Linked DNA regions of Mus musculus: all the other regions are linked to region 2. Evidence: chromatin loops called from intact Hi-C (ENCODE). Cell type or tissue: heart. All regions are shown on one strand. Region 1 overlaps Osmr (oncostatin M receptor). Region 2 holds the start of Rictor (RPTOR independent companion of MTOR, complex 2). Region 3 overlaps Rictor (RPTOR independent companion of MTOR, complex 2). Region 4 holds the start of Osmr (oncostatin M receptor).

Evidence for each region. Hi-C counts contacts between places; a loop is a spot of excess contacts. Peaks named below come from ENCODE experiments on the same cell type or tissue, not always from the same donor. Only the 100,000 strongest peaks of a DNase experiment are listed, where the experiment ranks them.
Region 1: it touches region 2 in a loop (4-fold over the local background); 4 of 42 quality-filtered maps call a loop at or near these places.
Region 3: it touches region 2 in a loop (2.1-fold over the local background); 2 of 42 quality-filtered maps call a loop at or near these places.
Region 4: it touches region 2 in a loop (2.6-fold over the local background); 6 of 42 quality-filtered maps call a loop at or near these places.

What each region holds. Positions count from the first base shown.
Region 1 is chr15:6,857,674-6,865,673 of GRCm38, forward strand. Osmr (oncostatin M receptor) reads right to left here. Exons shown (of 18, transcript NM_011019.3): 2 at 2,620-2,704. The coding sequence starts at 2,692. Among named protein-coding and RNA genes, the nearest start is that of Osmr, 13 kb to the right of the region's middle. In heart, a CTCF peak has its summit at 4,627; a DNase peak (open chromatin) is centred at 4,158; H3K4me3 peaks cover 1,069 bases; H3K27ac peaks cover 2,020 bases.
Region 2 is chr15:6,704,154-6,712,153 of GRCm38, forward strand. Rictor (RPTOR independent companion of MTOR, complex 2) reads left to right here and starts at 4,228. Exons shown (of 38, transcript NM_030168.3): 1 at 4,228-4,298; 2 at 4,480-4,527. The coding sequence starts at 4,250. In heart, a CTCF peak has its summit at 3,810; DNase peaks (open chromatin) are centred at 3,608, 3,968, 4,278 and 5,138; H3K4me3 peaks cover 2,957 bases; H3K27ac peaks cover 2,281 bases.
Region 3 is chr15:6,782,958-6,790,957 of GRCm38, forward strand. It overlaps Rictor (RPTOR independent companion of MTOR, complex 2), which reads left to right. Exons shown (of 38, transcript NM_030168.3): 28 at 125-217; 29 at 601-707; 30 at 975-1,204; 31 at 3,419-4,424; 32 at 6,474-6,651; 33 at 7,583-7,667. Among named protein-coding and RNA genes, the nearest start is that of Rictor, 79 kb to the left of the region's middle. In heart, no CTCF peak of the experiment used is centred here; no DNase peak of the experiment used is centred here.
Region 4 is chr15:6,869,637-6,877,636 of GRCm38, forward strand. Osmr (oncostatin M receptor) reads right to left here and starts at 4,677. Exons shown (of 18, transcript NM_011019.3): 1 at 4,565-4,677. In heart, no CTCF peak of the experiment used is centred here; DNase peaks (open chromatin) are centred at 2,235, 4,115 and 4,745; H3K4me3 peaks cover 1,912 bases; H3K27ac peaks cover 1,018 bases.

The DNA of each region.
Region 1 (8,000 bases), 150 kb after region 2:
CTTATGTTGCTTCAGCAAGAGGGAAGTTCCTTAAGTTGACATATGTTATCAGCATGTGTGGAATGACTCAGGGATTTGAGTAACATTAGTTACTCAAATGTGGGAGTGGGGAGGGATGGAGGGAAGAGAGAAAACTCCAAGGTGAAGCCAGAGATCTTAGGGACCATGGAGATTAGTAAATCCAACCCCCTGATTTTTTTCAGAGCAGCTAGTTGAGCTTAAATGTGGAGGTGGAGGACTGTGCCAAAGCTATATACACCAGACTAGACCTAGGCCTTCTGGTTCCCAGGGCAGCTCTCATTCCATGAAACTGGAGTGTGGCTAAAGAGATCATCTGGGGACTCAAACATGGGCTTAGTCACAGACAGCCTCCCACTTTTCCCATAAAGTTTCTCTGACCAGCCCTAATACTACTGGAGGAAATAATATGTGGTGAATTCCCAGAAGGAGATACCATGTAACAGTGTTTAAAACAGTGGGATGCCAAGAGCTTTTATCATCAAAAGGAAACATTTACCCTACCTAATTGCTTAAATTTTTTAAAAAAGTTTCCTGGAAGGGAGATAAGATCATTGTATTTGTACACACACACACACACACACACACACACACACACACACACACACACGTAATAATGTTTTGCTCTTCAGATCATGACTTAACCTTTGTTAGAATGTGTAACAGAGGAAAGCAAGATGGCTCTGTGTTTAAAGGGAATTGCTGCTAAGCCAAACAAGGTTGAGTTTCCATCCCTGAAACCTACACTTTGGGAGAAGAGAACCAACTCCCACAGCCTGTCTTCTGACCTCCACACGTTAACTTTGACATGTATATGCAGGTACATCAGTGTATGGGTGTACACACACACCACACACATGCTAAGTGAATGTAAAAATAATTTAAAATTCACCACTTACTTACAATTGTTTTATTTATATATATATATATATATATATATATATATATATATCCCAAAGACAGAAAAATACATCAAGTCAAGTCTTCCAGCCTGATGGAAACATGGCCAGGGTTAACTGAAGGGTCTTACATATGTATGCTTGGAAAAAGTCAAGTCAGGTTATCTGAAATACAGTCTCCGACCTGAGCCTGGCTAGCCGAATAAGTGGTAAGCCCAGTAGTTTGTGTGGGGATATAGTAGGCAGCAGAAATAGAAAGGAGTCCCCGCAGTTGAGGTGAAAAGGAAGACCTACCCAGGAAGTCCTGTTTTGTAAAGAAAGTTGGAAGCAGAAATGGGAAAGTGGTTGCCAGGAAATGAGGGAAATGTGTTTGAGCTAAACAACAGAAACAGAGCCCCAGAGACCGATCTGAGAGCAGTATGTTTCACATGGAGAAGATGTGCCATGAACAGTCAGGTCACATCGTGAGACTCTGCTGGGTGAGCAAGCCGTGGCAAAACTTTGTAGATGCTTGGGAGTCCCTCAGGGCAAGGACTTTGTGTCTCAGAACCAGGGGCTCTGATCTGGGCCAAAATATCCTCCATGCTCACTCAGCCTCTGCTCAGTTGCAGTGAACTGAGACTCCAGCAGGCAAGATAGACCGAGGGAACTACACATGCCACAGGGCAAGAGCCCAGTCACCTTGTAGCCCCGGTATATATAGTTGAAGAACTCAACTAACTGATATTTAAGAAGCCAGAAAAAATAGTATATTCCCAAATGCCAAGACCAAACCTAGATGTAAAAGATGTGAGGCAGAACTTGAACTATTAGCAGAACTAATTTCCCTCTTTCCCATATAACTTTTCCTGTAGTTCTAAGAGATAAACGAGTAATTCTATGCATATTCTTTCCAAGTGTCATTTTCATAAATCCATGCATGGATGGGTCATCTGCACTCTTTGTTAAAAAGCAAATACAGCAATGAATAAGTACAAGAAGGAAAAAACTGTAAAGTTTTGTATAATATGGACAAATGCAGGGAAATTTATGACCCAACAGAAACTCTTTCAAGAATCTATGTTTAACAAAGTTCAAAGTAATAAAGTATCCAGACACATTTGATAGAAAGTTTCCACTCATGTATGCATTTACAAAGTTAATTTATTCCAAACTACTGTCTGCTGAGGAGAGCTAAGAGAGAAACATTATTTCTCTGTCAACAGATTTTGGCATTGAAGATAGTACCTTGTTTGTACTCAAGAGAGTTTCTACTGCTTTCCAGACTTCGGTTGCTTTTAGCCATATTTTATAAGCTTAACAGCTCTCAGCAAAGTGTGGCTAAGGGGCATTGGAACTTGTTCTAACTCAGCAGCCAGAACTAGTCTGGGCTGTTCCATCTTGCGCAGCAAGGTTCAGAAGGAAATACCTTGGCAGTGGTGTAGATCCAACAGAGCAATCATGAAGCTCTGTAGTCTCAGGTCCGCTCACGACCATACCAATGAGCAGAGCACCTAGCAGGCAGCCAGGGCTAAGGAGTGGACTTACTAAACGTGCTATCAGTTGAGGGAGGACACGCCCGAGGCAATTGTGGCTTCCAGAAATTTACCACCTCTCATGTGAATTAATCACCAGCTCTGAGGAAGGAAAATTGCTTAACCGTTCTCCAAAGCACCAGATGGAGCACCTTTCCGTGCTCCCTTCTCGTGTTCTTGTCTCTCACCTTCGCTTCGGGATGCCCTCAGGGACAGCACTGCCAGGAGGAAGGCTGGATGAAGGACCACAGAGAAAGCCATTGGTCTGATTACCTGAAAAAGATAAATGACAAGAAAGAGCCTTTTATATAGCTTTAACTCCTGGTATGCTTCTTGGGGGCAACTGTGGTCAGAGGTGGGACGAAAGTCTTCCATTATTCCTCCCATACCTGTGTCTCTTGTCATCTGTCTTTGGAGGAAGAAGGCACATTTCCCTGTCCCATGAAGTGTCCCTCCGCTTATAAAAGAGGTGCAAATGACAGGGTGCAAGTCAGAAGCCTAGGTCTCAAGGAACCTTGAGTCAGCTGTGAGGATGTCCTACCATGGATTACTGCCTTGAGTCAGCTGTGAGGATGTCCTACCATGGATTGCTGCCTTGAGTGAGCGGTGAAGATGTCCTACTATGGATTACCGAGGTTTGGTAGCAAGAGCTTAATGACTAGCCAGCTCATTTGAATAATCCAAACAAAGCTGGTAAAGAAGAAAAAAGTTAAAAATGAAAGAGAACAAACAAAAGCTGATTGAAAAAAAGGACAAATATAGTCTCAAGGGGGCTCAGTTTAAATGAACCCCGTGAAGGGCTGGAGAGGTGCCTCACAGGTTGGAGGCCCTGGGTGCCCTGGCAGAGAACCTGGGTCCCATTTCCAGCATCCACTCAGTAGCTCAAAACCACCTGTAACTCCAGTTCTGGGGAACTAATACTATGCTGACCTCTGTGGGTACTAGACACAAATACGGTACACAGACATACAGGCAGGCAAAAATAACTGCACAAACAGTAATCAATAAATTATTTCAATTTTTTAAACAAATAATTTAAAAAATAATAATAATCACCGAAGTCATTTATACTCTCCCCTTTCCCTCTCACCAAAATTCAACCTGGAGAAAAGTTAACCTATTCAAAGACACAGAAGTTTTCATTATTCAATACCATTTTCCTTTTCTTTTGTTTTGTTTTCCCTGGAAGAGAATTGCAAATTGCAGGCCCTTTAAAGGGAGCCACTGGCTTATCAGGTCTTTGATCAGAGGACAATCTGGGGGCAGAGACAAGGTGGCAGGATGACCTCAAAAAGACCAGCTCGTTCTTCGTTTAATGGTTGAAAGCCCAGTAGTCAGGGGAAGTCCTGGTCTTTTACTTTTCTCTTTAGGACTCTGGGTCAGCAGAGATTCATGTTTAGCCAAGTTCTTGCCTTCGCCCTGCTGCCCAGATTTCTGGTTCCAGAGCTAGACCTTCCGTGAGCCTGTTTATGTGTTCCACCGTCACACCTGTTTATTCTCAAAGAGTGTTTTACAGGTAAATTGGAGCCACAACAAAGACAAGAACTGGATAAAGGAAAGGACTATGATAGACACCAGTGAGCTCTGAAGCAGCAGCCAGCCTTTCTGCACATTTCTGTCAGCACTGCATTCTATTCTTGGCCAACACATCATTCCATTCATAACTGATCTCTACTTACAACAGCACACGCTAACGGAATGCCAGAACCAGAGGGGAGAGCTAAGTCAGGGAGAAACCCTGTGTGCGCAGAACCCAGGGAGCAACGGAAGAGGCCTAGTGGGACCGGATGTGTGTGCCGCTCTGCTGAGAGTGACTTCAGTCCTGGGTCCAGGCTCTTAGCACTGTCCCCTCCCAACTCACTCTTGGGACGTGAAGGGGCCACTGTGGGAAGGAACTCTCATATCAGAAAGTTGAAACAGAAGACTCTGGAGCTGGTATGTACCTCAAATAGGTTTCTCTATGACAGGGCCATTTAAAACATTCCTAAACACATGGCATTACATCAAGAAGTTAAAGTTCCAGGTACAGAAATACTCAGCTGAGAAATTCAGAGGTGATGGTAAGCAGAAACGAGAGGTGAAAGGTCACCAGGCAACTCAGCTGGAAAACAGGTATTCTCAAAGACCACCGTATAGGTCTCACGTGCGCCTCTAGCAGCCATGAAGACAGAATTGCTTCTGATTTCTTGTCATCTACAATCTGCCTTCCTCCTGTTTAACTGTCTTCACAGCTGGGGCTCCTCAGCCAGCCACAGTTTGACAACACAATGGGAAAATGTCCAGAAATAGTAGGTAAGCTTACACATTGTTACATTTATTTATTTAGTGTGTGTCTCTGTGTGTCTGTGTATGTGTGTCTGTGTATCTCTTTGTGTCTGTGTGTGTATATATGTGTATGAGTGTGTATGTGTATAAGCATGCATATGTGTATGTGTGTATAGATGTGTGCATGTATGTGTTTTGTGTGTGTTTATATGTTTGTATGTATGAGTATAAGTGTGTATGTGCGTATATGTGTGTATGTGTGTATGAGTGTATATGTGTATATAAGTATATAAGTATGCATGTATGTGTATGTATATGTGTTTGTTTGTATATATGTGTGTAAGTGTGTGTTTATGTGTCTGTATATGTGTCTGCATGTATATGTGTATATAAGTGTGTGTATGTGTGTGCATAAGTGTGTCTGTAAATGTTTATGTGTATATATGTGTGCCTGTATATATGTATGTATGCATGATGTACGTATGTATGTATGTATGTATGTGTATATGTGTGTGTATGTGTGTGCACATGCACTCTCATTCCATGGGGTACACATGGAGGTCAGACAACAGCCTCTGTTTTATGGACTCCAAGGTCAAGTTCAGGTTCTAGGCTTGGCAGTAAGGTCCCCACGCCTCTGAAATGGCTGCTACTATGTATGGCTCCACTTGTTTGTGCCATTGCTGCTGTCGGTGTCACTGTTGCCTGCAGTCTTCCTGGCAAAATCAATAACGTCCTTTAAAATGGGCAGAATGAGAGTTGTCAGGTGCAACAACTCGGAGACTCAATAGAGCATTTCTTCTGAAAACCACACAGGAATAACCCTCCAACAGCCAGAGGCTCTGGAGAAATAGTCATCGTTCACTTGCGAACCTTGGGGGGGTGGGGGTGGTCAGGGGAGGAGCACTATGCCTGGTAATAGAGCCTTCCCAAATTACCCTACTCTGAGGATGTCACCTATTGTTTTGATGGGACGATAAGGAGGAGGAAGAAAGGCCAGAAGATCAAGAACAAATAGGAGAAAGATGTGGCTGAAGGGAGCAGATGAGCAGGGAAGGAAGTCCTGGGATGAGATTGAAAGTTTGTGCAGAGCAGAGCAGGCATATTTGAATCCTGTGGGCTGCCATGGTGAGGCACTGGAAACTACAGAGGTATATTGGGTTGATGAACACAGAGCAGAGACGAAGAGATGCAGAAAGAAATGGGGGGCCAGGAGTAGAAAGCAGCAGTGTCAGAATCAACAGTCCGGGTGAGAGTAGAGGGCAGGGTTGGACTGTGGAAGTGTGGTGGTGTTAGGGCGAGATTTCAAAGGCAGGGCTGATAAGCCATGGGGTGGGGACCAAATGAACCATCAAAAATTTCAGCTCAAGCCCTTTGGCTAACGCCCCCATTTAGCAAGGCAGAAGATCAAATGGATGGATTGGGAGTCTATCCGAAACTCAGCTCCAGATGAAAGTTTGATCTGCAAGAGAAGATCTTAAGCAGCCAGCTAAATATACAGAATTCCTGTATCAGTAGAAGAAAGCCAAGTACCACATGGGGCTACATGACTGTCAAGGCAGAAATCAAATATGACAAAGTCCAAGCTGAGAGCTGTGGGGTACTCCACGGCCTACGCTGTCTCCACTGACTGCACATGTACCATGCAGAGAAATATTAAAACCCAGGGTAAGCTTAGCTATACAGCACTCTCAAGGATGAGCCCTGTGGGTGGCTAGGAGGGTGTGTGGGCTGGTAGACCAGTACCTACTTATGGAGCAGAGATTCCCCACTGCTCGGGGTACAACACGTCCAGGAACCTAGCCTCAAATTCACACAGCGGCCTCAGAAGCTCCCTGCTCTCAGCAGTATGTGACTCCCCATTTTCACTAAGAAGACGATGGCGAGGGGTGTGTCTGTCGGCACCGCTAAGTCCTTTCCCCCGAATCTGTTGGTTTTCGCCTCTCCCCAATATCAATGGACTCCGTGGCACTAGAGAGAGCAGATCTGTGTCTGAGACACACCATGCACCAGAGTCCTAGGACACAGCTGCCGTTCAGGAAACATCTGGGAAATGAAGAAAAATGCACGCCAGTTTTCTCCCAGCTTCTCCTCTCCTCTTTCAACTTATTTTAATGAAAAACACCAATTAATTTCTTTTTAGATCTTTTTATCTTCTGTCACCAAATATTACCCAGTTCATAACCTTTGGCCCACAGGGGTTGGGGAGCTGGAGAAACTGCTAGGCATGTTTCAACCGACACTCTGTCCTCCACTCACTCCTGCCCCCTCCCCATGCCTCTCCTCATCTTGGGATTCCGATTAATTATATCAACCTAGTACACCTCACATGTGTGAAAATCTTGCTTGCTTCACTGTGTTCTTTGGCGGTCGTGGCTGCTCTTTAAACCGTATCTGCACACTCCTATTCTCACTCCAGGCTCTCTGACTCTCCGTGTGAATGTTACACAGGTACTAAACGTACCGCCGAGGACCATACCAGGATGACTTGCTCAGCACGACTAAGATATCCCTGGGAAGTTTCTCTACCACAGATAAGCCTCATGAGACACAGCAGTGGCAACAGTCCTTTGCTTCCTCAAACCTGGGTGTGTTGCCAAATTCTTAAAAACTGGCTCGGTGAGCCACTGCTATCACATGCAAATGCCATTCTGTCAGTCTGTCTGTCTATGTCTCTCTCTTTACGTGTGTGTGTGGGGGGGGGGGGGGTAGAAAGTCGTTTTTTTAGAATTGAATGGTCTCCGAGAGAGGTTATATGGTAAACCACACGTCTCAACAAATTTCTAAAAATTGAAATCATAGCAAGAATCGGTTTCAACCTCAACGAGGAAACATTGGAAGTCAACATCGCGAGCTCTGTGCGGCAGCGCGGAGTGGCATGTGTTTGGAGGAGGTTCTGCATCGTCTCCTCTTTCAAGGGCACTGCCATTAGGATTGGGAAGCCCCTTTGAAGGATTCTCATCGCTTCTCTATAAGACTGATGACTTGAAGCCCCACCTCACCCCAGCCCCACCCTCAAGTTTCCCTTCTGCTCAGACTCCACCCCCAGGACAAATGCCCCTGGGAGATTTCAGAATTCCTTCTCCATCCCCACTGTGCATCTCTCCAGTGGATAACATCTGTCCACCAAGTTCGTAAAGCAAATCCTGTCTTAAGGAGCTGAATTAGTTCTAACTCAATGTTCAGTTAAACATTTCTGGGATGTGTGACCTCAGCTTCAGTTAGTTAATGCTTAGTCTCTAAGCTTTGAACTGGTGAAGCCAAAAGAAGAAATGGAAACCCCAATCCAAGGAATATTCCAGAT
Region 2 (8,000 bases):
TCCCCAAGGCATGCTACCCACCAGATTCTTAAAACGTTCTCTTTCTCCTCTGGGAAAAACGTGGTGTCAATAACTGAGCACATCATGACTTTCAACAGACGTGGGGTAAGGCAAGAACATTTCAGTTTCACAGTGCTGTGATTTTTCCTTCTAAAAACGATTAAAATTTAAGTACGGCCACACAGATTTTTATATTTTCATTTTTTCAAAAGTTGGAAATAGAATTTTCCTATCTGTGTAAGCATCTTTCAGGTGAATTGTTCCGAAAGCATGTTGTTAGTTTTCACTGAAATTTTCTAAATGTTCTATCTTCTAGTTTTCTGGGGAAAGTGGTAAAAAAAATGGACATTTATTAGTAAAATTAATTTTTCAAATCTTGGTCAGTCTTAATGGAACTGTAGGATAGAAGTTTAAAAACTGAAGGCAGTGGTGTGGTTCCTCGCTATTTGCTTTAATTGTTGTGAGATTTTATTTTTATTAATTTGTGTTTCTAGAAGCAGACTTTTGAATTGCTATATCACAAGATTCAATAAGAAATACAGGAAAAAATTAAGCATATCTTGGTTCTATAATTACTATCTCTTCCACTAGTAAAGCAGTGACTTTTAATATTTTTATTTCATCTTTATGTTTTAACTTAATAAAATGGTAAATATATGTATGCATTGTGATACATATTTGACTCTTTTCCCTTTTAATAACAGTGATACAAAAATAATTTTGATATGTTCAGTGATTACAAAATTAGTATTATATACAAGTATTTGTGATTTGACTTTAAAATAGCCAGGAAAATTTCTCTAGTTTTCCTTACAAAAGATTATCCAACTAAAATTTTGTTTTTTAAAATAAACTGAGAAAAACAAGGAAACACATCACTCACATTTCTAACAGCCCCAAACCACAACTGATACCATAGCATACATGCTTCTGGATGCTGTTATGAATGTACAGATATTTCTCTTTCATTAGCATAAGTTTATTCTTCATTTAAAACTATTTATGCAGGGGCCTTTATACCTTACAAAATTATTTAAAATAAAACTCAAATAATTATTTTTGGACAGAACAAAATGTAAAGAAATCCTCAAAGTGCTTAAATCCTCCTTAAATCTAACTTTGTTTTGATGTGATCAAAGATGGAACTTCACATTCCAGTGGGAGAAGGGTGGTATCATCGGTCTCACTGACTCCATCGTCTGTCATTTTAATGGCCTTTATCTAGGTAGTAAATGTGTGGCTTGATGACAAAGACAAGTTACCAAGAGAAGGTCTCCCCGAACCTTGTGGTTTTCAGTTTGTTTTATCTCCATTTGGCCTATGTAGCAAGGCAGATAGACTAAAGGGAACCAAGACTTTGGCAAGGAGGCTTTTGTTTCTGTTCAACATTACAGCTGTGCCTCGAACTGATAAAATACAGTTTCAGGATTATCAACTGTGTGTAGCAGGACGGGGGATTGAAGCAGCTGGCGACCAGCACTGAAGTCATGGCATCTGCAAAGCCAACTGAGCTGTCAGTCAGAGGTGTGCTCTTGGACTCCCTCTCACGTAACTTTTTTTTTATCAATGACTAGTATTAGAAAAAAAAGATTCATTGACACAGTAACTGAAAGCTGACTGGGAAATGAGAACTAAGAAGAGGAAGTCATATCCACAGTGGCTAGGTTAGAGCCACAATCAAATTAGAGAAGCAAGTCTTCTGGGCAGGCGAAAACAAATGAGGGGAGGACGGGTCTCAAGGGAGATTTGTAACACACATCACATCACAGAAAATAACCAGGCTTTTTATTTATGTTTTTCTTAATAAGTATCTTGTGTTCTGGGGCCAATTATGATTGACATCATTTAAAACTCAAGCATAACTTTGCATACTGTACAATGTTTATTATGTCTAAAGTCCTCATCCCTAGATGAGTGTCTTTTGTTCTTTTGGTCAGAAAGCCACCCACTTTAAGAGCAAATGTGGAGAACCCAATTCCCTGAAATAGAAACGGAAGAAAACAAACAATGATGGCTAGATTGAAAATGATGTGTGTTTTCCCCCTCCTGGAAGAGATGGAATAAATAAATAGTGGTCTTCAAATAAGGACACACAGTTATGAAGATGAAAGACTCGCAAGTTCCTCTACTAACTTAAAGTCAGTCAATTGTACTCACTTTAAAGAAAGCCTGGAACTTAAAGGAACTTACATCAGGCTAGGAAATGACTTAAAACAGGCGAGGATGGACATTAGCACCAGAAGGACCATTTGACAATCTGCTAGCATTTTATGGACAGATTTCTACTAATTTATTTTGTTTTTAGTGATTGTGATGTGTGGAGGGATGAAAGATAAACTTTTTCATGTTCTGGCCAGACCTCCAGCTTTGTGGTCTTCATCTAAGGCAGGAAATAGAATAAATAACTTCCATAGAGACTTGGAAGCTATATAAAAAGGAAGCAATTTTGTTGTTTATCAAGGCTTGTGCTGATAGTGTCAGGGAATATTTCTTTAAAGCACTGTAATTGTGTTAGATCCTTAAAGCTAAGTGCAACAGGGCAGCAGATGCCAGAATGCAGACTTCATCCTGAGATATGGGGTAGTACCCCAAGAGAGCAGCAATTCAAGTTTATTTTCCTGGTGTTTCTTTATTTTTCTTTTAAAAACTTTTGTTGCTTCTACAACTGTCATAGATCGACTATTGGTTAAAAGTCCAACCACAACTATTGGTTGTAGGTGACCAAGCAAGAAGAAAATATGCAGGCATGATCCCACAATTGAAAGGGGAATAGTAGTTTACATTCAGATACACATCTTGGATTTTTTTCCTTATATAATGCTTGTAAAAGTATTTTATAATGAACCATTTGAATTTTATATGTATTTCAAGCATTTATGAGTAAAGGAAATCTGTAATTGCTTACTTAATACCACTCTGTTAATATACTGGATCAACAAAGTCATTTTAAATTACATTTGCATAATTTCTACCTTTGGGCTTTCAAGTCTACAATTGCTCACTATTATTAACACGGAGAGTCTTTCTAATATTTTTTTATTTTTCTTTTTGATTTTAGAGAGGTTTTGGTTTGCTTTTTTTTTTTTTTTTTTAGTGAGAACATTATTATTATTTAGAACATTATTAGAACAAAAGGAGCTGAAGGTTTACACTAACAGATACTCGTTTTTGACGTCTGTACTAAAAACTAAGTGGTTAAGGCAAGATCTCCACTTTGGACTTTTAAGTCTGGAAGAGAGAGGTGAGGAATAGGAGGAGACAAAATATCCTCTCATTAAAGTAATCTAGCTTAAGAGAGTTGCTGGGTTAAGGGCCAAATGAGTGCGTACTAACCCGCTTCTAGAAACCCGTAAACTAATCCTTGTGACTAGTCCGCATTAAAAACATCGATCCTCGACATCGGCATCAGCCAGTGATGTAGGAGTAACAGAAAGCCAGGACGAGGCGCCCAGCCTCCTCCCCGGGCTCCGGGAGAGGAAACCCTGTCCCGGGCCTCCAGGCGCTGGCGCGCGCCGGGGAAAGAGTCCCGCGCTCGGGCGAGCGCCCTGCACGCCCGCTTTCTGCACTCCTTGCACGTCGGATGCCCGGCGGACCGAAAGCAAACCTCCGCCCTGCCGCCCAGCTCTCGGCGGCGGCGGCGAGCGGCTTTGCCTGTGATCAAGCGCGAAGCCGCTTAGCTCAATGGTCAGAGCGTGGGTGGAAAACAAACTTTGTTACGTGTTCACTCGGGGCGCCGCGGTTCTGGGAAAAGGATCAAAGCGACATTCCTAACTGTGCGCCGCGCGCCTTTTTCCCGGACCCCACCCTCTCTTTTAATAATAATAATAAAAATAATGGTAACAATTTTAGCCGATGAGTAAGGAAACGGGCTTTAAAGCCACGCGGGGAGTGCGGCGGGGCGGGCCAGCAGGTGGCCCGCCCGCATCCCGACCTCCGCCGCGCGCGCGCCCAGAGTCCCGGGCCACATCAATGGGCGCCCCCCCCCCCCGTGGGAACTGCGCCTCCCACCACGCCTGCGCCCCGACGCCCTGCCCGTGTCCCCCCGCCGGGGGTCGCATCCCACCGCCCAATGCGGGTCGGCACAGGCGGCGGCGCGTTGCTCGGCGCCCGCGGGCGAGCCTCCGTGCCGAGGGGCGGGGGCGCTGCCGCGGGAGGGGGGCGGAGGGGGCGGGAACGGCGCGCGGGGAGGGGAAGGGGGTTCTCGCGCGATCGGGCGAGGTTTCCGGTGTTGTGACTGAAACCCGTCAATATGGCGGCGATCGGCCGCGGCCGCTCTCTGAAGAACCTCCGAATACGAGGTAAGCCCGCTCGCCGCCCTCGCTCGCCTCACCCGGTGCGGGTCACGGGTCGCGGCGCTCGGCTTTGCTCCGGGCCTGGGGATGGGGTGGGGTGAGGTTGGACGGGGAAGACGAGCGGGGCGTCGGGCGCCGCCGGCCTGCGATGGATTCTAACTGGGGTTGTGTGTCTTGTCTCGCACAGGGCGGAATGACAGCGGCGAGGAGAACGTCCCGCTCGATCTGACCCGAGGTAACGCGGGCCGCCGCGGCCGCCGGGGAGGCGCGGGCAGCCGGGCGGGCGGGCTGGCAGGCGAGCCGCGCGGGGCAGCGAGGGGCCGAGCCCGCGCCCATCCCCCTGCCCCGCGCCCGGGTGGCCCGGGTTGCCCGGGGGGCTGAGCCCGCTCCGGGGCCTCGGGCGGCTGCGGAGCTCCCCGGCCGGCTCGGTCGCGTGTGTGTCCCCCCTCCGTCCGCTCCCGGGTCCCCCCACCTCCGGATCCCGGGGGCGGCCTTGGACGGGGTGGGTGGGGGAGCAAGGTAGAGGTTGTTATTTAGGTTGCTGGAGGATGTTTGTGGGAAGAGCGACCACATCCTGCCCTCCCCGTTCCCCCCAAGAGCAGATGCTGGACCCTGCCGGCTTCTTGCTCACTGCGGGACTGCTCTTCCCTGCCCGTGGGATCCTCTTGGGTGGGGTGGGGGGGGTCCCCGCAGCTTTTTGAGAACCCGGAGAGCCCGTGATGACTGCTAAGTGTCTGGTTCACGCCGCAGCTCCCTGCTGCTCGCTTCCCGTCTCCCGGGCCCGCTGGGGCTGTAGTTGGCTGGAGACCGCCCGCCCCCTCACTCGGCCGCCGCTTCATTGTGTACCTTGTGGCTGCAGTGGAGGAGAGCTGGGTTTGTTTACACCTTTCCCAGCAGGGCGAGCCCCGCGTGTGTTTTGTTTTTAAGAACCGCACCCGGCGAACGATCGGTATTTTCTTGCTTCGGTCACCGGCCCCCGGGCTGGTGTTTCATCTCCCAGTATCTCGCCGAAGCATCAGTCCGTTCTCTGCCTCCTTAAACAGGAGTTGGGTCTACAGATTCCGGACGGTCCGACTCCACAGCGCTGGAGTGGAGTGTAACTTAACTAGTTCTGCTGTTACGGAATCACTTTTTGAGATCCGTGAAACACCTTAGGACGTTAAAACAAGACAAGAACAGTCGTAAACATTGTATATACGACATGAATTTGGTTCCCCCACCCACCCTGTATGTAGTGACCGTCGTATAAAGTTATTTGGTGGATGTGGGATTTGGGGGACCCATCTCTGTATTGACTGCGTAATTCAGTTCTGTTTCGGTTTTTGTATTGTAAGAATCCTTCTGTGTAGACTGAAAGACTAGTTTTGATTTAGTTTCATGAACACGTGTTTGTTGTTTAGCATTTGGTTCTGATAGTTTAGGAAGCTGTTTTGAGTAAAGGAGCCCTTTCAAAGGGGAACCTCTTTAAAGATCCAGTGCAGTGGTGTGTCAGTCCTAGAGATGGCGACTACATCAGTGATCTGGAACACTCTTACCATTAACCAGCTTTCAGAAACACTATAGAAAAAAGGTCAAGCTTTAGTTGTTTTTTTTTTTCAAATTTGTAAACTTAATATATACCTGAAAAATGTATACAAAGTAGGTTTTCCAGACAGCGGTTCTGAGTATCATAATTCAGACCTGAGATTTTGCATCGTGCTTTTCTAACCATGTAGTTCGCCACTGATTTAATTGGTAACGGAGAAACTGTGTGAAGATACCTCTTGGTTAACTAGAGCCTAGTACCTACAGTATAAACCTGTTCAGATGTGGGATTTTGTTAATCTTCTTTATATATTTTTGTGGAGGCTGTCAGAATTTGGGATGGTAGAAAAGCTTATATACAAGCTTATATGAAACTTGCCTCACTTCAATAGGAACTCGGGAAGACAAATCAGTGGGTACGATTGAAAATCATCAGTTCTCTAAGACTTGACTTAAACGGCTATGTGATGAGCAGCTGTTTCTAGGGTTACGTAAAATGCTTAGACAATGTTATGTTTGCTTGCCGGGATAAAACGTACTAGTGTTGCAAATAAGTATTCACAGCCAGTTGACCTGATTGCAAAAGCAATGCACAACAGAGAGAGGTTACAGGAGAACTGTAGGCCTCAATCATAAGGAAGCTTAGAAGGAAAAAGTTAGGAGTTAGATTCATATATAGGGAGACAGTTGATTAGAGAAAGTGTTACTTGAACAAACATTTCATTGTTTGAAGGCATGTGGATCACACATGAAGAAAGTCCACGAGGAATTGAACTTTAGTAATGATTTGAGACCCACGGCGCAGATGGGTTGCAGCTGCTTGTAGATTAGATTCCAGTACGGAAAAATGTAAAGTTTGAGCCACCAGATTTTTGTTTCACATCATGCTAAGGCAGTGTGCAGATTGTTTTGTGAAGTCTGCTGTGTAGGTGGACAACCGTGGTCATAGTGATTTGTAAAAGGGACATCCATGCATATCACAGCACTGACTGTCAAGTCAGATAGTTCTGCATTGTACTCTCAGGGACAGCAGTATTGGGGGACTTGGGACAAGTTATTTGACCTTGCTTACCTTCTGGTTTCTCCAACTTGGAAAAAAAAACAAACAAACAAACCAACCAAACAACTTTAAAGTGTTAGTGAAAGGTAAAGGAAGGTAGTTCTTAATTACTCAGTATGAATTATGTCTTATCACTTGTAAGCAATATTTAGTGTTAGCTGCTTGCCTACATTGGGAATTTGGAATCTTTAAATCCTAATTTATGAAGGATGTCAGGTGGTTGTGTGTGCACGTCCGTGTACAGGTGCAGAGGCACATGTGTGCATGTGTGTATAGAAGCCAGAGGGCCACCTAGGTATCAGTAACTCCTCAGTGGCCTGGACCTTGTCAGTTAGGCTAGACGGCTGACCCGTGAATAGGATCTGCTTGTTGCCTTTGGCTCCTCGGTGCTGGGAACAAAATATATGCCCCACACCTAGCTCTTTTACTTGGGCTCTGGGTTTTGAACTCAGGGCCTCTCGCTTTTGGCAAGCAGTTCTCTGACTGGTTTCCCCAAGCCCCAAATCATTGACTGTTACACATATGTATTCAACGAATTAGAGTTTGTTTTGGAGATGATCTACTTTATTTATCAGGTATATCTGAAATGGAGTATTTAGTGATAACATGTTTTTGCTAGTATCAGCACTTAGGAGGTTGACACAGAACTGGGAATTGGAGGCCAGCCTGGGCTCTGGAAGACCTGTCTCAAAGATTACCAGCTAAGTTTAACCCAAAGTATAGTTTGTTGTATGTACTTAGGGTAAGATGTGAGATTACAGTTTGTGAGCCCTAGAATTGTTTTCTTTAACACCAGAAAGCTTTTAGTTTGGTGATTGACTTGTGTTCTGATTCTCCTGGGCGAGGGCTTGGGGCCTTTGGTTTTGGTACTGGTGTTGTTACTGTGGCTCATACAGAATGCCTGTATTAGAAATTGTTGACGGATTAATTTTGATCTAGGAGTCTATTTAGTAAATCTTAGAGTTAATTTGTTAGTAATTCTTGCTTTCAGTTTTGTTCAGAAGCCTACTCTACTTAATTTGTGAAAGTCCCCAGTTTGCTTCTGACACCATTAAATACTCCCTGTATTTCATACCAAAATGTGTTTTTTTTAAAAGAAAGTCCAAATACCCAAATACTTCTTT
Region 3 (8,000 bases), 79 kb after region 2:
TGCTAAGTTACTCCTGCAGTTCTAAGTGAGCAGAAATGACGGGAGAGCACCTTTGCTGTCTTGTGCCAGGGTCCAGTCTAAGATAAGCCTAAGATGCTCACATGGTACTTCCTTCTCTCTCCAGAGTATCATCACAGAGCTCTGTCACAATGTTCGCACTCCAGACTTGGACAAATGGGAAGACATTAAGAAGCTGAAAGCCTCTCTTTGGGCCTTGGTCTGTAGTAAACAGTTCTGGTCTTTCCAGTGCTTATGGGTTTTGTTTTTTAGGTTTCTTCCACTAATACTAAATAAGTTAAAATTACTTTACCTTGAACTTTTTCTTAGATTAATATTTTAAAGACCAGGATTGTTCCTACCAATTTAAAGATTATCTGTATGCATAAGAAATAGATGTTAGATTAAACTATTAGTGCCTTTGTTTTTCTTCTAAAATATAATTGCTTACTCCTAGCACATCTTATTTATTAAGTTTTGGGTTGGTTCTTTTTTTTTTAAATGGACTCCCCCCCCCCCCCCGTTAGATTTAAATATATTTCTTGGTAGATTTTAAGGTTTCTTCAAAATATTAGTCTTATAAATATTTGATATTTCTTTTAGGGAAATATTGGCTCATCGAATTGGGGGCTTAATTTGCTACAGGAAGAAAATGTGATCCCAGATATACTAAAACTTGCAAAACAGTGTGAGGTCCTTTCCATCCGAGGGTATGTCACATTCTTGAAGTTTTTCTAGTGAACATATTCGTACTTAGAAATAAATGTAAGGCAGAGTTTTATGGTTCTTAATTGTCGATTTCAATGTGCTAGTCTATGGCCTTGTTACCTGACCTTTTTGTTTTAATCACAAACTGAACAATTTTTAAATGTCTTTTTAAGGAAAATATAAATACCCATACAGTACCCTTTTATGGCTATTTAAGAAATCTTACCTTGGAATTATAAACTGTTTTTACCACATATTTTTACATGCAGGACCTGTGTATATGTTCTTGGGCTCATAGCTAAAACCAAGCAAGGCTGTGATATTTTGAAATGTCACAGCTGGGATTCTGTAAGGCACAGTCGCAAGCATCTATGGCCAGTGGTTCCAGATGATGTGGAGCAGCTCTGCAATGAGCTCTCATCTGTCCCAAGCACCCTCAGCTTGAACTCTGAGTCGACCAGCTCTAGACATAACAGTGAGAGTGAGTCTGCACCATCAAGTGAGTACCGTGATGGCTCACGTCAAGTCAACCCCAGAATCTGGGTTGGAGTTTTTATTTGTGATCTCACAGCTTCAATGTATTCATTACCATCTTGAGTTTACATTTCTCTTTTCTAACTAGACTTTGGGCTGTTGGGGGGCAAGAGTCTTGTATGACCTGGAACGTGCTGAACAGCCAAGGATGGTGTTGGCTTCCTGATATTCATGCCTCCATCTCTTGAGTGCTAGGATACAGACGACATGTAGTCATACCCAGATCCAACACTACCATTTTCAAAAGTAGTATCTTGATGGTTAGACCCTGTTAGAAGCTGCACTTCTTTTCATAGCAGTAACTACCAGCTAGCCTGTTCTCTCCCTTGCTTTTGAGATAGCTTTAGGAATTTTGTAATCAGAGATGATCATAAATCATAGATGTTAAACAAGTGTGGGGAGCCACAGGTATTGCTGAGTAGTAGAACACTTGACTATTTTCTGAAAAGCTCTGGGTTTAATTCTCAAAACTAGAGAGAAGAAAGGAAATTGGTAGATTCTTAAAAAGATAGCATGTCAGAAATAAATGATTTGTGAAGCAGACTATGGATTCAGAGTCTGTGTTGATGCTATGAGTTGTACAAAAGTATAGGCATATTTCTTTGCTCTAAGATCATAACACAAGTGAGCAAGGTGGCACACACTTTAATCCTAGCACTTGGGGGGCGGGATGGGGAAAGAGGCAGGTGAATCTCCATGTTTTACATGCCAGCCTGGTTTACAAAGCAAGTTCCAGGACAGCTAGGGCTGTTACACAGAGAAACCCTGTCTTAAAACAACACCAGTAGCAACAAATTAGATAACACAAACTAGTCCTGTTCGCACATGCCTCAGGATGCTCATGCTGGAAGATCACGAGGCCTTTCTAAGCTACAGGATAAGTCCAAGACCAACTTGGACAGCTAGATGAGGTTTGTGTTTGGTACAACACAAGTAAGGAAAGGAAGGAGAGAGGTTGGATCTGCAAGTACACCTTTTTAGCCCCAGCACTTAAACCTGAAGCTCAAAGATTGTCAACACTAGTTGGAGCTCATAGTGAACTTGAGGCCAGATGGACTGCAGTATAAAATCATATCTCAAAACATAAAGATAATCATACATTTTTTGAACCGTATTTCACCCCAAGTCTTTGATAACTTGAATTATAAGATGTACTAATGTTCGTATTCCAACAAGAAAAAGAAATACATCTTGCCCATTACACTTCTCCATACTCTTTGTTACATGATTTATTCCTGAGAAATTCCATATAAAAAGATGTATCTTAGAGTTGCAAAATTTGGAAAAACAGTGTAATGTGTGAGCTTATTTAGGATTTTACTTTCTTTCTTTTTTTTCCCCAAAGTATATTTAAAGTCCTTAATAATTACTCAACAGGACAGTTACAAATAAAATAAATCTTACAGGTACCATTAATGTAGGACAGACACCTACATTAACTGATCTCTTACGGGTAGACACTAAGAATAGCATATAAGGCAAAATGGACAGTGAACATAGTTGGTTTAAGTGTGACGCTTGCAAGTGTGCCTTTATTCTCTGTAAGTTTAGTTATCCTTGAATATCTGTGAGAGATCCCAGGCCCCCACCTCAGTACCAGAACTGATTCTGATACAAATCTCCTACATACTTTCTATCGTCTTTACATCCTCTATAATGCCCGATCTGAGTGCTCAATGTTAAGTTCTGGTCTTAATTGCTTAAGAAATAATAACAAGAAAGGCACATGAACATGTTTAATATAAGCACCTTTCTATGAATATTTTTGGTCTCTGGTTAGTTGAAGCCGTCTGTGACTAACTCGGATGTGGAGGGATGAAGTATATTTCAGGGTTAGGGAACTCATTTCTTCTAAGGTGAGTGTCTCCTGCCACTGTAATGTAAAGAAGCCATGCCGCTTCTGTCTAACAGAAAGAGCGTCCGTGCTCAAGGGCTCTTTTTCTCTATCTTGACTATTTGGAACAATCCCTAGGAATAGGAACCTCATATACTCTGCACTGGGATGAGCACTGCAGATTTCTTCGTAGATCCTCACCATGATACGATCTTTTTTCATTCACATCCTAACTCTGAGCTTCAGGGAAGCAGTTTTATTAACTAATCCCCGTCCCCGTGCCTGGTTAGACAGTGTGGTAGCCCTCAGCACTGTGGTGACTGACAGCCCATTGTTGACTTGCAGGCATGTTCATGCTGGAGGACGACCGCTTCGGCAGCACCTCCACCAGCACATTTTTCCTTGACATCAATGAAGATGCTGAGCCAGCATTTTATGACCGACCTGGACCCATAAAAGATAAAAATTCATTTCCCTTTTTTGGCTCCAGCAAACTTGTAAAGAATCGTATCTTAAATTCACTTACTTTGCCTACTAAAAAACACCGCAGTAGCAGTGATCCAAAAGGAGGAAAACTGTCATCTGAAAATAAGACAAGCAACCGGCGAATCAGAACACTTACGGAGCCCAGTGTTGACTTGAATCACAGCGAAGACTTCACAAGCTCCTCAGCACAGAAATCATTACAGCTAGAGCCTTCCTTCGTTGGGAATAAGCACCTTGAAGACGCGGGCAGCACTCCAAGTATTGGAGAGAATGACCTCAAATTCCCCAAGAGTTTTGGTACCGAGACTCACAGAGAAAACACAAGCCGAGAAAGGTTGGTTGTGGAAGGCTCAGCAAGCTCCCACATCAAGATCCGCAGCCAGAGCTTTAACACGGACACTACGACGAGTGGCATCAGCTCCATGAGCTCGAGCCCCTCCCGAGAGACAGTCGCTGTCGACCCCACAGCTATGGACACGGACTGTGGAAGTCTGAGTACCGTGGTAAGTACTAAAACTGTTAAGACGAGCCACTATTTGACACCACAGTCTAACCATCTGTCTCTCTCCAAATCGAACTCAGTGTCCCTGGTGCCACCAGGTTCTTCTCACACCCTTCCTAGAAGAGCCCAGTCCCTTAAAGCGCCCTCCATTGCAACAATAAAAAGTCTAGCAGATTGCAACTTCAGCTACACAAGCTCTAGAGATGCCTTTGGCTATGCTACATTGAAAAGGTTACAGCAGCAAAGAATGCACCCGTCCTTGTCTCACTCGGAAGCTTTGGCGTCGCCGGCAAAAGATGTGCTTTTTACCGACACCATCACCATGAAGGCCAACAGCTTTGAATCCAGACTGACGCCAAGCAGGTGAGCAGTATGCACTGAGAGATGAGTCAGCGTGTTCTAACAGATTGAAATGTAAGACACTAGTCAGCTTGAGCACCACAGAAACCAAGTCTCAGAACTGACCCACTTACCTCAGTAGGCTGAGAGCTCCTCGTTACCTGATAGCATTTGAAATGGATTCTTGCAGCTGCGAGGGGGGAAAATAAGGTCCATTAGGCCCTGAAAATAAACATGGTTTGCAAGGTTACACAGTCACAAGCTTTTCTTATTTATTTCTCGCTTCTGCAAGGATCGATTTTAAAAAGAAGCATGTCGGGGGAGTCAGGAGCTTAAGACCTACAGTAACAAACAGCCTTTTCAGGTAGGTCGAGGTAAAGCTCCAAACGGTGACCTCTTACTAGTTGTTAAAATAGCTGAAAACTTCAGGTCAATTATTTTGCATTAAGTACACATAATTAAAAAGGAACCTAATAAACACTAAATGAATTCCTGGGTCCTCAAGACTAAGCAAGAGTTTCTAATTATATATTAAATATTCCATATTTAGGGTATATCAAGCTATTAACAGTATAGTTTAAGTTTGTTTTTTACCATGATACACTTTGAAACTTGACAGTTATAAAAAGTTCCACACCTGTTTGTTGTTGGGAATTCTCGTAGTTGAATTATGTCCGTTTAAATGGTTTATATTTCTCTAAGCAGACTGCTAGGTGTCAGGTAGTAAAATGAGAGAGTGAGCCCTCATTTACAGGGTATGCTCACTGTCAGAATTGGGAGTTACTGCTGTAAAAGATCAGTCTCATTTCTGACTTTTAGGTAGCATTTTTAATAAAGAAGGTCCTGGCAGCAGATAGTGAATTGTGTCCCCTCTTAATAAAAATGTGCAGTAATGGTTGTTGTAACTGGGAGTCTCTGCCTCTGCCATCCTCGGGAGTGTGGAACACGGCCACGAGGCACGCATGGAGGGCTAGAGCTGCTGCGTTAGGCTGGCTGCGGCTCTGAGCTGGCCTACTGGACACTCGGCTAGATCCGTGGGTTAAACTTTTACAATGTTAACTTTCTAAGCAGGACATTTTTTTTCTTCCTGAAGGATAGCTATACAAATCCAATAAACAATGCAGTTCAAAATGGAGCTACAGCTGCTTGAAATAGAATTGGAAAGTGAAGAGACTCATGTTACCTCTTTCACAAAATTCATAAACATCAGAAGCGAGTACTTTTTTGGAGATTAGGAATTACTTTGCTTCTATAATCTTAATGGCTACTATTTCAAACACATATTTCTTTGTGTGTTTTGTGTGAAATAATCCTTTGATTTACATTTGTACATTTTTTAAGACTTGGTTTTCCAGTTATTAATGTGAGACTTCGAATAGTGTTTCATATATTTAACAAGGTATACACAGAGTGAACTGTGTCTGTTGCATGAATAGTAATGAGTGTGACAGAGTTTAACTTAGGGAGGTGTCCACATGCCGTGGTTATAGAGTCTTCTGTGCCTGTAAGGGCGGACCAGTGGGCTGTGAGATGTCCCTTGTACTATTTACAAATGAGAGAGAGGAAGGATTGTACCACGGTGTGTGTACCTTGTGTGTTACAGACTCCTTACATGATGATGAAAGCGTTAATTAGCACACAGGATCGATAAGCAACTAGTCTTACTTTCCAACAATGCATTACTTAGTGTTAGTAGATACATCTTTAGCTACACAGTATAGCAAGTCCAGCATCTCTCTGCGTGTAAAGGCAGTCTTTGACTGTACTTGTCTGTAAGTTAGTTTTGTTTTCTTCTAAATATGGACATTATTCTCTTTGCCTCCCTTCTCATCTTTTCCTGGGGCCATAACAGTTGTTCTTTTGGCAGCACTGAGCATTACTGCTGGCCCCATGGTTGATACGTAGCAGCTGATGTTAGTGCTGATGTGCTCACAGTAGATACAGGTGGTCCGCTCCTGGCAGACTGCCTGCCTTGATGATAGTGTCAATTGGGGTTTTGTTGTTGTCGTTTTTTAATACACTTACCAGTGTAAGTGAAGACGCTAATACAAGGTTTCTTTTGTGATGTTACAGGTTTATGAAAGCTTTAAGTTATGCGTCATTAGATAAAGAAGATTTACTAAGTCCTATTAATCACAATACCCTCCAGCGCTCCTCCTCAGTTAGGTCTATGGTGTCCAGTGCTACATATGGAGGTTCCGATGACTACATTGGACTTGCTCTTCCAGTAGACATCAATGACATCTTCCAGGTATCCAAAGTGCTCCTGTTTTCTATGAGCTGGCTTCTTGTTTTGTTTTGTTTTGTTTTTTAATGTTCTGTAGCTTCTTATTAGAAGTTGTAATTTATAGTGGATTACACTAATAGGTTTTGGAGGTGATTTTTCATCTAAAACTGTTAAGTCCACACTCTGAGCTGCTCTGTATTCTAGTCAGGCTGCAGTCTCTAGAGCAGCACGCTGTCTGACTCATGTGTTGTAGTCTCTGATCCCTTTTCTCCAGCAGCCAGTTATTGTGCCCACGGACAGTAGCCCTGCTCCCATGAGATAGGACAGTTTCTAGTTGCATGTAATAGTACCGGAGAATACATTGTTTCTTAGGTGGCTGTTTTATTATTTCTTCGGTCTATTTTTCTTTGTGTGTACAGTAGAAGTATGTGTACTGTGGTGCATATATGCGTGTAGTTCCACATGCTTGCAGTAGACAGAGAAACTTGTTGGTCATCCTGCTTAGTACTTTGCCCTACTCACTTGACACAGGATTGCTCCTAGAATCTGGAGCTAGGCGGGCAGCCAGCAAGCCCTCCCAGTCATTCTGTCTCCATCCTTCTTGCCCGTGTTTGACGAGCACATAGATGTGAACACACCTAGCATTTATGTGCATGTGGATATTGAAACTCATACTTTACAGCAAGCACCCTTAACTCACTGGAACCGTGCCCAGCCTCTAGGTGCTTTAGATAAACAATAAAGTATTTGAATACCCACTTAATTCACCAGGACCATGGTTAAGAGACCGGTGTTTGGTTATATTTTGGTAATTTTAATCATCGTTAGTAAACTTTGCTTTCTAGATTTATATGCTACAGTAATTCTGTTTCTGTTGCATTTCCTTTAATTTTCTTAATATTCATAATGAATTTCTTTGTGTGATGAAACTGATCATGATTTGTATGCGTTTTAGATAAAGGATGTTCCTTATTTTCAATCAAAGCACGTGCCTCCACCAGATGACCGAGGTGCAAGAATGTTTTCCCATGATGGAGCAGGTAATGGTGCTGCTCGTTTTACTGAGACTTCTTACCTTAAAAGTGAAATGCTCTTTTCAGTTAGATAACACTAAAAATTAGCTGCACTAAACTCTGCGGTTTAAATTTAAACACTAAGCCAAAATAATTCAGTCAACTAAAAAGTAAAGCATATTTTAAAATTTTTTATTTTACTTTTTACTTCCTCACTTTACATCCTGTTCACTGTTCCTCTCCCAGTCACCCCCTCCTACAACCGTTCCTCCCACCCCCTCCCGTTCTCTGAGTCTGGGGGCCTCCCTGACTATCCACTCCCCCAACCCCCGCCCTGGCACTTCAAGTCTCTGTAAGGCG
Region 4 (8,000 bases), 170 kb after region 2:
AAATCACGAAAAGTACTGATAACGCCAGTACCTACAGTTTCTGTGTAGCAGAGGATCGTCACCACAGCAGCGCATGAGGAAGGAGATAGATAGACAGTGAAGTGCTGCCGGCCTCAGAATCACGGAGAAGACCAATAGCTGCTACAGTGGGGTTTTAAAAAGTGTGACACGAAATGAGACAGACATAGACACACAAATGCCGCGTGACTGCACTCCTATGAGAGCCCTTCATCGGTCCAGCTAAGAACACAGAGAGGATTGGCTGATGCAGAGAACAGGAGGGAAGAAAGTGACTATTTCATGCCTCAAACTTGTGGTTCCATTTCCGGTTCGGCTCGGGAACGGGGTGCTGGAGAGCTGTGGACACCCTAGATGGCAGCGAGCTTTATACGTACGGTGGTTAAGATGGTAACTGCTGTGATATGTGTCTCGTCCCACGATTAAAGAAAAATGAGAAGAGGCAGCTTTGTGGTAGAAGTCGTTGCATTGTCTGCTGCACACGGAGTATTATGATCTGAGACAGGGCCGAGTTTCTACAGTGCATAAAATTAGAAAAACCCCGAGCCGGACAGATAGCTCCGTGACTACAGGTATCTACCTAGGTCCCACATGGAGGAAGGAGAGCACCAATTCCCCAAAGCTTTCCTTTCGCCTCTACCTGTCCACTGTAGCATAAACAACCTCCCCACCCATAAATCAATAAATAAAGGTAACCAATTTTTTAAAGACTGAGAGGAAACAGCTCAATATAAGACTGAGTAAAGGTGTGACCTAGTCGTCATAGGACACAGATGGTTCATAAATATGTAGAAATAGTAAATTGGAATACTAAGTAACAAAATGTAAAATAAAATGCTGCCTTGTCTCATCCATTCCCAAGTTTGAAAACACATCTATTTGTGTTTGTCCTGGTAAGGAGTATCCAAACTTCACATGTTGACATGTGCACTGATCTATGAAGCAGAGGTGTGCTGTAAGATGCTTGCCCTCAAAACAGCTCTCCTGGGGTTCGACTCCACAGCAATATTCATAGTTGAGAGCAAAGATGAATGCAGTATCTTCCCTGAGGCATTGTTGTTAATCTTAAATATGTTTTCAAAGCAAAACAGCCATCACTAAGGGAGAGGGTAAATAAATTTTATCTTGCTTAAGGTTAGCAGGAAACCCTTGGCAAAATATCATGCACAGGTGTGGGAAAAGCTCTCCAACCTGGGCTGTAAAGCAGGAAGCGCCACACTACAGTTAGGAAATTTACATATGTAGACATACTTGAAAAACTTGTAGATATGTCCTTCAAATCATTATAAATAAAAGTATCTTAGAGTGATATTTATCACGTTATGACTTAGAAGTGATGTTAGGGTGTCAAGTTGGTGAGTGGTCAAGTCATGATAGTTAATCTGCATTGCCAGCTTGACTGAGTTCAGAATCACTCAGGAGACACATCTCTGGATGAGTCTTTCAGGGTGTCACAGCACTATCCCTACATAGGGCTGCATCTCCTACGGGATGGAAATGGGGAGCGGGATGGGGAGAGAGGCTGTCTGGGCAACAACATTCACCTCCTCTCCTCCCTAATTGCCAACACACCGTGACCAGCTGTCTCATGGTGGACTATAATCTCCCAAACCATGAGCCAAAAGCAACGTTTCTTCTCTTTTGTTGCTTTTTCTCCATCATTTGTCACAACAGAGAGAAATAATACACTCTACTACTGCCTGTCCACTTCAGACTGGTAACAGCCGTGAGGAAAGGCTCTTGCTGCAGCCACTTCTCCACTGTTAGAGTAAGGAGAGTTGTTGTTTGGGTTACTTCAAAGCAACCCAGTTCAAAGATAATCTAAGGTAAGCAAGACCTGGGAAGCCAGAGAATAAAGTGTGGAGGAAGGAAGACTGTGAAGCCAGGGTCAGCTACAGGTAGGGAGGGACAAGAAAGTTTGTTTTAGGGAGGGGTCTTCTCAAGAAAGATGAGGAAATGCTGTGTGCTTTGGCTCCATCTCACTGTGTGCTGTTTGTTTTGTTTTTTATTCTCCCCTCTCTAGGAAAGGTTTCCTGTCCAGAGAAGAGGGCCAAACCTACTGTTCCCATAAACGAGCCCGAGAGTGCACACTCTGATTTCCTTTCAGCGTCTGTAAACATTCAGCCCAGTTCCCACGGGGAAAACACCAACCTTGACACCGGCACAATGGTGGACAGCCACTCTTCCAGAACTGTACCAGTGTGCCAGACTCGGTTCTTTTCCCGGGACGAAGGAAAACAAAAACATCAACACCCACGGACTTCCTGTGCACTGGAGATGGGGTCCCCAGGCAGGAGAGGATGGGGTGGAGGGTGGGGTGGGGGATAGGAACAGGTAGACTCTGGGCTGTGCAGATGAAGAGGAGACAGGGAAAGCCATCCACAGTGAGTGCTCTTGTGGCTTAAGTTCCTCTGGACACTTAGCACCAGGCCCATTCTCTCACATTCTCTCTGCCTTTGATGAAAAACAGACAAGAGACAGAACGGGACTCAAGAGCCCCAAAGAGGCCAGTGGTGGCATTGACCTAGCTGTACCCAGCAGTGAAAGTAGTCGACCTTCCTAGCCTGGGAACATCTCTCACTGTGCTGAGATATTCCCAGGAGGTGTCAGATGTAGGTGTGGTTGAAAAAGACCAAGGATGATTCTCAAACACAGGTCAACTGGGGAACTCCTGTGACTCATCCCAGGCAAAACAGAGCAGTACAGAGACCTCAGCCCCACTCCGGAAAAAAACCTAGTATTGGAAGAATAGCAGAGAGGCTATGAGACAAGGAAGTGAAGTCTCCAGTCTGTCATCTAACTATTTGCCATAAAGTCGCTTAAAATGAAGCACACAGTTCCTGGTCAAAAGTTATAGGAAACTGTATTGTTGTGTAAACAAGAAAACTGAAACTAAGATGTAAAAGGTAACCTGAACCCGTTCCAAGTCTGTTTACATCAGGGTTAGGACCTATTGGGGATATCGCTGCCCCTCCAGACCTGCCCCCTCACACACACACACACACACACACACACACACACACACACAGACACACAAACAGACAGACAGACACACACACAGACAGACAGACACACACACAGAGACACACAGACAGACACACAGACAGACACAGACACACACACACACACACACACACAGACACAGACACACACACAGACACACACACACAGACACACACACACACAGACACACAGAGAGAGACACAGACACAGACACACACACACACACACAGAGACACACACACAGACAGACAGACACACACACACACAGACAGACACACACACACAAACACAGACAGACACACAGACACACACACACAGACAGACACACACACACACACACACACAGAGACACACACACACAGACACACACACACACACACAGAGAGACACAGACACACACACACACACACACAGAGACACACACACACAGACACACACACACACACACAGAGAGACACAGACACACACACACACACACACACAGAGACACACACACAGAGACACACACACAGAGACACACACACAGAGAGACACAGACACACACACACAGACACACAGACACACAGACACACAGACACACAGACACACAGACACACAGACACACACACACACACACACACACACACACACGGTCTCCCCCGACATCCACCACCACCACCACCTCTCAAAAGCAGAATGCCTTTGGTCTGCACCTAGCTTCCACTTTCAATTCTGTCTGCTTTGCTTACATCCATCCTCACGTCCACGAGTCCTGAGCTGAAAAACAGCTTGATCGCAAAGCGCTTTCACCATGTCCTGCAGGCAGGTAGCATCTGTCCGTCTGAAAGTAATCCCTATATCTGTGCCCTTGGTCACTCACAAGGCAGGCAGGGAAGATGAAGAGTGTGTGAACAAGCGGCCCGTCAAGAACTGTTACAGGGAACCTGTATTCACGCTCCCGTTTCAGCATCTCACTGGTGCCTACTCTCAGAGACACTGACCCCTATGCGCATCCTTGCCTGTTAGTGGTGACACTTCCGTTCAAGCAGCTCGAGAGGTGGTACCTGCTCTCCCCACCCGCATAGAAGCTCTGCCCCCAAGGCTGTGGGGTGCTCTTCTCTGAGTGGAGAGGGAAGCACCTAGTCCCGGAGAAATGACAGGGACGGGTGGGAGTTAAGGACTGGAAAGCAAGAGGCTGGGGGAAACCATCAACTCCCACTCCCACGGGGTATTGTGAGAGAAACCAAATTGGCCCAAATGGGAGTTCTAACTCAGCAAGTGTTTCCCCAGCTGCTTGAGTGAGAGGCCAGGGGACGGTGAACCTCAAAGCAGGCCTGGACTGGTGTCCCAGCGACGTGCACGCTGAGAGTATCTAGTCTTTTAGAGTTGCCCACCAATTAGGTGGCACTTTTCTGGCACAACCTCTTGCGGCTCCTGAGAGTGCAGTCTCGGGAGGCAAAAACTAACGCAGGACAGGGCAGAGGCGCGGGGCAGCAAAGCTCTCGGCTCGCCCGTCGGAAAGTGGATGGAGGCGGCAGCGCGGGCACACGGGTCCCGTACTCACCCGCCTGGCGACCTGCTCCGGAGCCTTGCCGGTCCTCGGCCTCACAGGGGAACGGGCGCGGACGTCTGTCCAGGCGTGTGGAGGCGGCCCCGCGCCCCAGCTATGAATCAACTACGGGGCAAGTGTCCAGGGGCGGGAGTTACGGGAAAGCGCCGGGGGAGGGCCGAGGGGCCAAGTACTGTTGCAATTTCCCGTCTCGCTGAGCACTTTTGGCACTCCTGGGACCCACAGGAATTTGCTCCTGGTCCCAAGGGGATGTAGGGGGGAACGATCGGGACCCTGCGACGGGCGCGGTTCCCGGGACCGGGCGGGCAGCACCGGTGAGAAGGGAAGTGGGAGAGGCCTGGGAGGAAAAGCTGGTCCTTGAGCATCGTTGTTCCTGGAGGGAGAGGGGACGAGCTGCGACCCAGTGCCCCGTGCCAGGTGTCCTGCACAGAGCCAATTGTGTTGCTTGGGAGATCCAACCCCAGCGCTCCGTCTGAAAATTACCTGAAATGTCAAACTGTTGGATCAAACTTGTGATCGAGTTGACTTTCGGCGTTCAGAGCAAGACAGACGTGTTAGAACAGAGATCTATGAACTGTGCTTCCTCTACAGGACCTGGAAACGCCCTGTGTGGCCACGCCTCCTTCAGCTACAGACCTGAATTCTTTGTCCACGAAGATCCAAGTTCCTTTCTCTCCTTAGAACGCCATCAGATCTTTACTAACCGGGCACTTGAAAGACATTTTTGACCTCTCTTTATGGCTGCATGGTAAAATGTCCACAGCCACGTCGTCTTTGGGAACTGGCACAAAACTATCGCCACAGGAGGTGTGGCAACAAGTTCCCACCAGTCGCCAGGCCAAGAAGCCTGGAGAACCGCCCACTTGCACACTATACCTTGCTCCAAGCTATAGTTCAGTTCACATTTGGAAACTACCTACAAGTCACAAATGGAAGGAGACTGAGGGAAATGGCTATAGATCAGAACTTGCGGATCCACAAATCAGTCTTAGAATAAGTAACTGGGGTATTGGGACACCTCAAAACAATGTCAGAAATATTAGTTACAACGCCTTACTTTCGTGTCTGTGTATGCTTTTTCTTCCTCCCTAATGACAATTCAGGGAAGGATCTTTTATTATTATTATTATTATTATTATTATTATTATTATTATTAAAGATAGTACTCCTCTAAATACCTAATACCTAATGGTGCCTGAAAGACTGGAGCACACAGCAAATATTTGAAGAGAATTAGAAAAAGGCACATCGTGTCTAGTAAATAATGTGTGCTCCTTTGCCATAGCCATTATTACTTATTTTAAATGAGCCCATTAGTGTGGCCGTGCGAACAGCCGCGGGAGCAGTGTGGAGCCAAGTTCTCACCCATTAAAAAGGCTTTTTGATTCTATTTATCTGTGAAAATGGTGTGCGGGTGTGTCAGTTGAGCAAGGTGTTTCCTGCATCGGGTTAATACGGCCTTTGGTTTCCATGCATGTATGCAGAGCGAATTCTCTTGGTTTCCGTGCATGTATATAGAATGTATTCTCCCGCGGATCTCCCCCGCTTTCTCTGTCCACCAGTGTCCCCCAAGCCAGTTCTAATTCCACTTCAGTGTCATACCTGATTGCATAACCTTATGTATCTATATGAAATCTAGGAACCGCAAATAAGGGGAAAAAAACCTGGTGATATTTTTCTCCCTGATATTGGCTTAATTTGCTTAGTGATATTATCTTCATTTCATTCATTGTCCTATAAGTAATATGATTTTTTTCTATGTGTCAGGAAAAAAGTTTGACTGTTGAGCGTCTGTGTTGGCTCTCTAGCTCAGCCACCATGAACAGTGCTGGAATAAACATGGATGTACAAGAACTTCTCTGGTTGAGTTCTTTGGATGAATATCCACTTAATTTAGACTCCTATTAATAGTATTGTTGGAAAAGACTATGTCAAAATGTAGTAGCGGGGCATGCTTTTATTTTTTTTTCTTTTATGGGATATTTTCTTTATTTATATTTCAAATGTCATTCCCCTGCAGGGCATGCTTTTAATCCCAATACTTGAGAGACAGACAGATCTCTGTAGGCTCCAGGTCAGCCTGGTCTACATGATAGCTTGTCCAAAAAAAAAAAAAGTAGTGACTTCATTTAGTTCATTAATTCATTTACTTTTGTCCCATTCTAACTTCTTATATGTGTTCCTTTATTCAACATCCGAGTGGCTGTGGACACATGAGTGCAATCCTCCCCAATTCTCACCAAAGGCCAGCATGGGAGGGACCATAATTGGAAACAGTGGTCTCTCGGGGTTAATTGAATGAAGAAGAGGTCCCCGTGGGCTAACACAGGGATGGCCGTGTTTATAAGGAGATGTGCATCTGGGCATGAACCGCCAGGATGAATGAACACTGTACGCCTGTGAAGACAGACTCTGAACCTATTTTATCTCACACAGGGCAAGGACTGCTGACACCCAGCAGAAGCTGGGAGAGAGGCAGGTAAGAGTTTGTCCTGTGAGCCGCTGAGAAGGAGCTTACGCCAATAACTGCTTGGCCTCACTCTCCTGGCCTCCAGAGATGTGGGAGGACAGGCTTCTGAGGTTAAATGCTGTCACATTTGTGCTGCTGGGTCAGCCTAGGATACTCTCTCACAGGTTGCATGCCAAAGGTTAGTTTTTAAAAGTGGCCGGAAAATAACCCGGACAAAAAGATGAAAACTGCCAGTGGCTTATTAAGCTGAAGGTTGAAATCTCCATCCTTGCTTGGTGCTGATATAACTGTACGGCAGGAACACAGATGTTATCCTTCTCTCAGACCCCATCCTTGGCTCTCTGGCTGCCTTCTGATTTCTATAAGGAAGCCCTCCCTGCTTTTCCAGTGTCATTGTCCATTGTCTCTTCGAGACAGAGTTTCACCTGTGTAGCCCTGACTGTACTGGAACTCACTTGGTAGATGAGGTTGGCCTTGAACTCAGAGACCCACCTGCCTCTGCTGAGGCTAAAGGCATGCATGCCATCATACCCAATTCTCATTGCTCTGTTACCTTGTGGGGTTGCTCATTCTCACTTGTCCACAAGAACTTGATGGGTCACAGGATCCTTCCCATGACTGACATTTGCCTCTTCCTTCCCAGTTTCCTAAATGACCATGATCCTTTATGACATCAGTGGTCACTTATGTGCAGATGACCTCACACACACACACACACACACACACACACACACATTTCACACAAATAATATGGAGCCAGGGTCACCTCTGAGGAGCCAGTGATGACTTGGAGTGTGAGTAATTGTGCGGAGATGTGGTTCAAGATTCTCCCTGGGGTTGGAGAGATGGCTCAGTGGTTTGGAAGAGCACTGACTGCTCTTCCAAAGGTCCTGAGTTCAAATCCCAGTAACCACATGGTGGCTCACAACCATCCGTAATGAGATCTGATGCCCTCTTCTG